Linked DNA regions of Mus musculus: region 1 is linked to region 2. The links are chromatin loops, found by intact Hi-C in ENCODE. Cell type or tissue: left cerebral cortex. All regions are shown on one strand. Links, peaks and the distances in the headings refer to the core of each region. The heading gives the core; the rest is flanking DNA.

Region 1 (2,903 bases), core at 90-2,589, 77 kb before region 2:
GATGTTCCTGCCTCTGCTCCTGTATTAAAGACGTGGTCACCACACCTGACTGAGCGATACCTTCTTTTTTTTTTAGATTTATTTATTTTATGTATATGAGTACACTGTAGCTGTTACAGACAGTTGTGAGCCATCATGTGGTTGCTGGGATTTGAACTCAGGACCTTTGGAAGAGCAGTCAGTGCTTTACCCACTAAGCCATCTCTCCAGCCCAAGGGATACCATTTTTATGTCACCTTGTTTTTTTTTTTTTTTTTTTTTTTTTTGGTTTTTTGAGACAGGGTTTCTCTGTGTAGCCCTGGCTGTCCTGGCACTCGTTCTGTAGACCAGGCTGGCCTCGAACTCAGAAATCCGACTGCCTCTGCCTCCCGAGTGCTGGGATTAAAGGCGTGCGCCACCACGCCCGGCTCACCTTGTTTTTTTTTGCAGACAGGGTGTCTCACTGAACCTGGAGCTTGCCAAGGCTGCTGGACTCCTTGGTCAGGGACTTCCTTCTCTCCCCCAGCACTGGAGTTAACCATACCTGACTTTCCTTGGGTCCCCATCAGCCCTCTCTTCCCCCAAGCCATCCCCAAAGTGTCAATCATTTGGCTCTTTGAGCGGATCTGCTGTTTTGGGAAACCTGTGGTACAAACGCATAGAGGCTGGGTACAGAGTCCTGGCTTCCTCCGGGTCTGCGGTGCTTAGCTGTCTCCTCCCCTGCAGTGGCCAATTTGCCATCGTGCGCAAGTGCCAGCAGAAGGGCACGGGCATGGAGTATGCAGCCAAGTTCATCAAGAAGCGGCGCCTGCCATCCAGCCGGCGCGGTGTGAGCCGGGAGGAGATCGAACGCGAGGTGAGCATCCTGCGCGAGATCCGCCACCCCAACATCATAACACTGCATGACGTGTTCGAGAACAAGACAGATGTGGTGCTGATCCTGGAGCTGGTGTCCGGTGGCGAGCTTTTCGACTTCCTGGCCGAGAAGGAGTCATTGACGGAGGATGAGGCCACGCAGTTCCTCAAACAAATCCTAGACGGTGTCCACTACCTGCACTCCAAGCGCATCGCACACTTTGACCTGAAGGTGGCGCACGTTTGTGTGCGTGGGCGCGCGGGGAGGGCGGGGCAGGGGTAACCACGAGTCAACACCCAATGCTGTCCCGCAGCCCGAGAACATCATGTTGCTGGACAAGCACGCAGCCAGCCCCCGCATTAAGCTCATCGACTTTGGCATCGCGCACAGGATCGAGGCTGGCAGCGAGTTCAAGAACATCTTTGGCACACCCGAGTTTGTCGGTGAGGGGCAGGTGTGGGCACTGCCCAGGAGGGTAGGTCCTGCACAGCCACAGCCTCACCTGCCCCAACAATCCTGTCTCCCACAGCCCCCGAGATCGTGAACTATGAGCCACTTGGCTTGGAGGCTGACATGTGGTGAGTGGGCTCAGCGGTGGCCCTGGCCCGTTCTCTCCATACTCCCCGTGCTCCCCTATTCTCCCCGTGCTCCTTTATTCTCTCCTAACTGCACCCAACCTGAAGGCCTTAGACAGCTGGTGAGGGTGTGGGCACTAGACAGCAGCATGGAAGGGCTGAGGCCCCCTGCTCAGACCCCAACCTATCATAGCCTGCATAGGCTCTGCTCAGTCACACGGGACCCAGGAGCTCGCTGCCGCCAGACAGAGGGTCCTGAGGTTCTACTGTCCTGGCTTTAGCCCAGATGCTCAGGAGACCCTGTCACTGACACTGACCACACTCTGTAGAGTGGGGCCCTATACCCTGGGTGTGGAGCTGCCACGGCCATTCTGACCGGTCTTTTCTGCCCCCTACAGGAGCATTGGCGTCATCACCTACATCCTGTGAGTGCCTGAGAGGGGCCTAACTAAGACTGTACCTGCTAGAGGCCAGGATCAGGGCTGGGACCGCTACTAATGCACTGGGAGATAGCTAGGGAAGGAACACTGGCTCTACCTCTGGCCACACCCCTAGCGCCCCCACTGTGGGTTCTAGACCCCACCCCCGACCACACCCTCACTGAGGGATTCTAGGCCATGGCTTAATCTCAGCTCCTCAATAAGGATTGTTGACCCTGTTCTAGGGTTTGCCCACTCCCTTCCCTGGAGATATTTCCCTTCTCAAGGGAGCCAGTGTCCTAAAGAGTCAGGAATATGGGGAGATATCCCAGTATGCCTTCTATTGTGATAAGACCAAACCCACCTTGGGGAGGAAAGGATTTGGTCATTCCTACCACAGTCACATTGGAGGAAGTCAGGGCAGAAGCGAGAGCAGAGGCAGGAACTGTGGCGGGACACTGCTTCCTGGCCTGCTCAGCCTGCCGGTTTTTATGGGCGGGCTTGTTCTCTCCGCTGGCATCGCTCACAGTGGCCACAGCCCACTCACATCAGTCGTCAGTACCCTACAGGCCCGTCTAAAGCAGGCAGACTCTCACTTGAGGTCCCTATTCCCAGAAAACCAGTGGGAGGGTATGGGGTGTCAGCCCCCTTCAGTGACTCCCTCTCTGGCTTGCCATGCGCCCTGTCTCTCTGCAGCCTGAGCGGAGCGTCCCCATTCCTGGGCGAGACCAAGCAGGAGACGCTGACGAACATCTCAGCAGTGAACTATGACTTTGATGAGGAATACTTCAGCAGCACCAGCGAGCTGGCCAAGGACTTCATCCGCAGGCTGCTGGTCAAAGACCCCAAGTAGGCGGCCCATGGTGGCAGCCTCAGTGGCTGGCCACACCAGTTTTATTTTCGGGGTCTTTTTTGTTGTATTTTTGAGACATGGCCAACTGAGCCAGGACCTCTGGGCAAAAGTGACTACAAATCTTAAAACCCTACACAAGTAACCACAGCTCTTAGAACCTCACCAGAGTGGTAGAGCAAGTCTACTCCCATTCCCCAGGCGGGGCGGCAGGGGCTTTAGGG
Region 2 (2,903 bases), core at 254-2,753:
ACAATGAACCAACCTGCCCACCCACATTACTTTTTAAATTAAAATAATGACAATAACTTAGTTGATGTTGGTTATGTTTGGTGATTTACTCAAAGTTGAAGCGTGACACCCAGCCTGGTCCCGCCCTGTCCCACAAGGGCCGCGCCTGCGCACTGAGCGTAGAGGCTAGCGGCGCACCCGCAGGCCTCACTACGCTAGCACGCACCGTTTGGCCTCCGTAACGCTGCGCCTGCGCAGTCAATCCTCAGAACCCCACCTCCCCAGCAGCGCTCCGGCCGTACCCACTTTGGTTCCTTCGGAGCCAACTCACCTGGCTTTTTAGCATATTCCCGGATAGAGAATCCTCCAGGTCTTCTGAGGACCGGGAGCGCCCGGGGATGCCAGCGGGCCCACACCCGGGAAGCCCGGAGGAGATGGGCGGCCGCCATGACGCTGGCCGGCCGCTCGCACGTGCAGACTTCCGTGTTACGTCAGCCCTCCAGATCGGCTTTGGAGGTGTTGGAGGCGCCGCGGCCTTCTGGGAAATGTAGTCTTTAAAAAAAAATTTGCCCGACTAACGACTAATTTTAACTTCTGTAGCTATCGACCGTTCAAAGAATATTTCATTAAATTCTTGCCCCCAGTTCAAATGGTGATGGCACACCTTTAATCCCAGTACTCTGGAGATACAGGTAGGAGGATCTCTGAATTCAAGGTTAACCTTGGCTACTGCTTGAGTTCCAGGACAACCAAGGCTACACAAAGAAACCCTGCCTCAGACGATGATGACGACAACAACAACAAGTATTTAGATCTTTATTTACTTTAAATGTCACAGCAAAATCATGCTTATATCCCTTGTGGAATTTTTGAAAGCTTAAAAGTTAGGACAGTCAGTTGTGATGTGGAGGTGGAGGCAAGAGAATCAGGAGTTTGGGTCGATCTGTCCTACACAGCAAGTTTGAGGTCAGCCTTGGCTATATGAGATCTTGGCTTAAACATATGGGTAGCTGAGAATGATGGGAGTGATGAACCCCAGCTTAATCCCCACACTTGGGAGGCAGAGGTAGGTAGATGCCTGTGAGTTCCTGGCCAGCCTACTCTACATAGTGATACGTATGTGTTCTATTCACTAATAGAAAAAAGTGGGGTTTGGTGATTGGGGCTTCGTAGCAGAAATGGAGGCTGGATGCACACAGGAAGCTGAGGCAGGAGGATCAGGAGTTTGAAGCCAGCCTAGGCTACATGAGACTCTCAAGAATAAATAGACTAGTACTAGAATCTTCTAGACTCATTGCTAACAAACCTAACCAGGTGAACTCTTTTTAGATCACACAGTTAAGTTTAGGAATTATCATTGTCCCTAATCTATATGTAGGACCGTGATGCAAATTCCAGTGTCAACTCAAGTCTAGATTGTACCGTTATAGATCCTTACTGGGATACAAAGTGGAAGTCCGTCCTCAATAACTTCCATTCCCACTTTTCCTTTGCACTCCAAATTTTCAAGTCATGGCTCTCTTTACCATCCCTGGTTTCTGCCCATGTCCTACCTCAGCCGTTACACTCTGAAGTGATGCAGAACCCGATTTTAGAAAAGAAAAGCCAGTTTGAGCCTCGCCTCCGTTCTTGTAGTCTCGGGATTCGAACCTGAGCTCTACTATCTATACTGCAACACTGGCGAGTCCCCGGAAGGAGAGAGAGCGGACTCGAGGACTACATTTCCCAGCAGGCCGTTTGAGAGTGTGTATGCGCAATAGTCCTGGATGGTGCAGTGACCGATGATCCGGTTCCAAAGCTGGGATCCCAGAGAGCTGCTGACTCTTCTGGAAGGACGGGCGGACCGTCCGGACAATCCTGCCCGGGCCGGAGACACAGGTACTGCGGGCCGTGCGGGACTGGACAGGCTCCCGTGGGTGACCCAAGGGCAGTGTCTGAGTTCTGAGACTGAAATCTGAGTTCTGGGGACGGAGCCTGAGTTTCAAGGGTCAGAGCCTGAGTTCTAGGGGCTAGAGGCTGAGTTCTCAGGACCAGTGCCTGAATTCTGGGGCAACAGCCTGAGTTCCACGACCTAAAGCCTGAGTTTTGGGGCTGGAGCCTGAGTTCTAGGGTCCGGAGCCTGGGTTTTTGAGACCAGAGCCTGAGTTCTAGAGACAGAAGCCTGAGTTCCCGGGGGCAGTGCTTGAGTTCCCAGGGGCAATGCCTGAGTTCCATAGCCGCAGCCTCAGTTCTAGTGTCTGTTGCTTGAGTTCTGAGGTCTGGAGCCTGAGATCTGGGGCAGGCACCTGAGTTCTTTGCTGGCTTCTGTGTAAAATGGGGTCCTTTCCTCCTGGGCAGGCCCCATGGGGATGGAATCTGTCACCTGTAGGACCATGGCTTGCCTACGAGATCCACACTCAGAGCCCTCATCTTCCAGCTTGGTGACAATGCCGGCCTGAACCTGGGTCTCAGACATGGAGTTCCTGCCAGGACCCCAGCATCCCCCAGGGCCCCCAACCATGGACTTGGAGGAGCCCAAAGGCCCCGAGGTGCCCTCTGAGAACCACCCCTCTAACACCCAGTCGGCCTTAGGGCCTGGAGGCCCTGTCACCCTGAGTGAGATGGAGCTGGACACATCCAGTGTGCAGGAGCTGGTTCAGCAGCTAGAAGCTCTACCCAGCGACCTGGGTGGCCCATTCCCAGATGGAGCCCCCTGTCCCCTGCACATTGCTACCGGCCAAGGACTTGCCACCCAGGAGAACCCAGATGCTGGTGGGCTCTTGTCGGCCGAGGCAGGCGGGGACGACCTTCTGGGTCTGCTGAGGGATGAGGCCTCTTCGCCTGCCCAATCTGTCCCCCAAGATCCTGCACAGACTGCACCCCGCCTTCTGCAGCCGCCAGAGGACCCTGATGGGGACCCGGGATGGATGGAAGGGGCATCAGCA

The links. Hi-C counts contacts between places; a loop is a spot of excess contacts. Peaks named below come from ENCODE experiments on the same cell type or tissue, not always from the same donor. Only the 100,000 strongest peaks of a DNase experiment are listed, where the experiment ranks them.
Region 1: it touches region 2 in a loop (2.4-fold over the local background); 4 of 42 quality-filtered maps call a loop at or near these places.

Annotation. Positions count from the first base shown.
Region 1 is chr10:81,189,234-81,192,136 of GRCm38, forward strand. Dapk3 (death-associated protein kinase 3) reads left to right here. Exons shown (of 9, transcript NM_001190474.1): 3 at 706-1,066; 4 at 1,149-1,278; 5 at 1,365-1,413; 6 at 1,809-1,835; 7 at 2,526-2,678. Among named protein-coding and RNA genes, the nearest start is that of Atcayos, 4.0 kb to the right of the region's middle. In left cerebral cortex, for the core only: CTCF peaks have their summits at 1,063 (motif pointing right) and 1,807 (motif pointing left); a DNase peak (open chromatin) is centred at 2,302; H3K27ac peaks cover 319 bases.
Region 2 is chr10:81,266,463-81,269,365 of GRCm38, forward strand. Mrpl54 (mitochondrial ribosomal protein L54) reads right to left here and starts at 464. Exons shown (of 3, transcript NM_025317.2): 1 at 311-464. The coding sequence starts at 428. Apba3 (amyloid beta (A4) precursor protein-binding, family A, member 3) reads left to right here and starts at 1,710. Exons shown (of 11, transcript NM_018758.2): 1 at 1,710-1,857; 2 at 2,317-2,903. The coding sequence starts at 2,433. In left cerebral cortex, for the core only: a CTCF peak has its summit at 1,643; DNase peaks (open chromatin) are centred at 439 and 1,720; H3K4me3 peaks cover 1,832 bases; H3K27ac peaks cover 1,200 bases.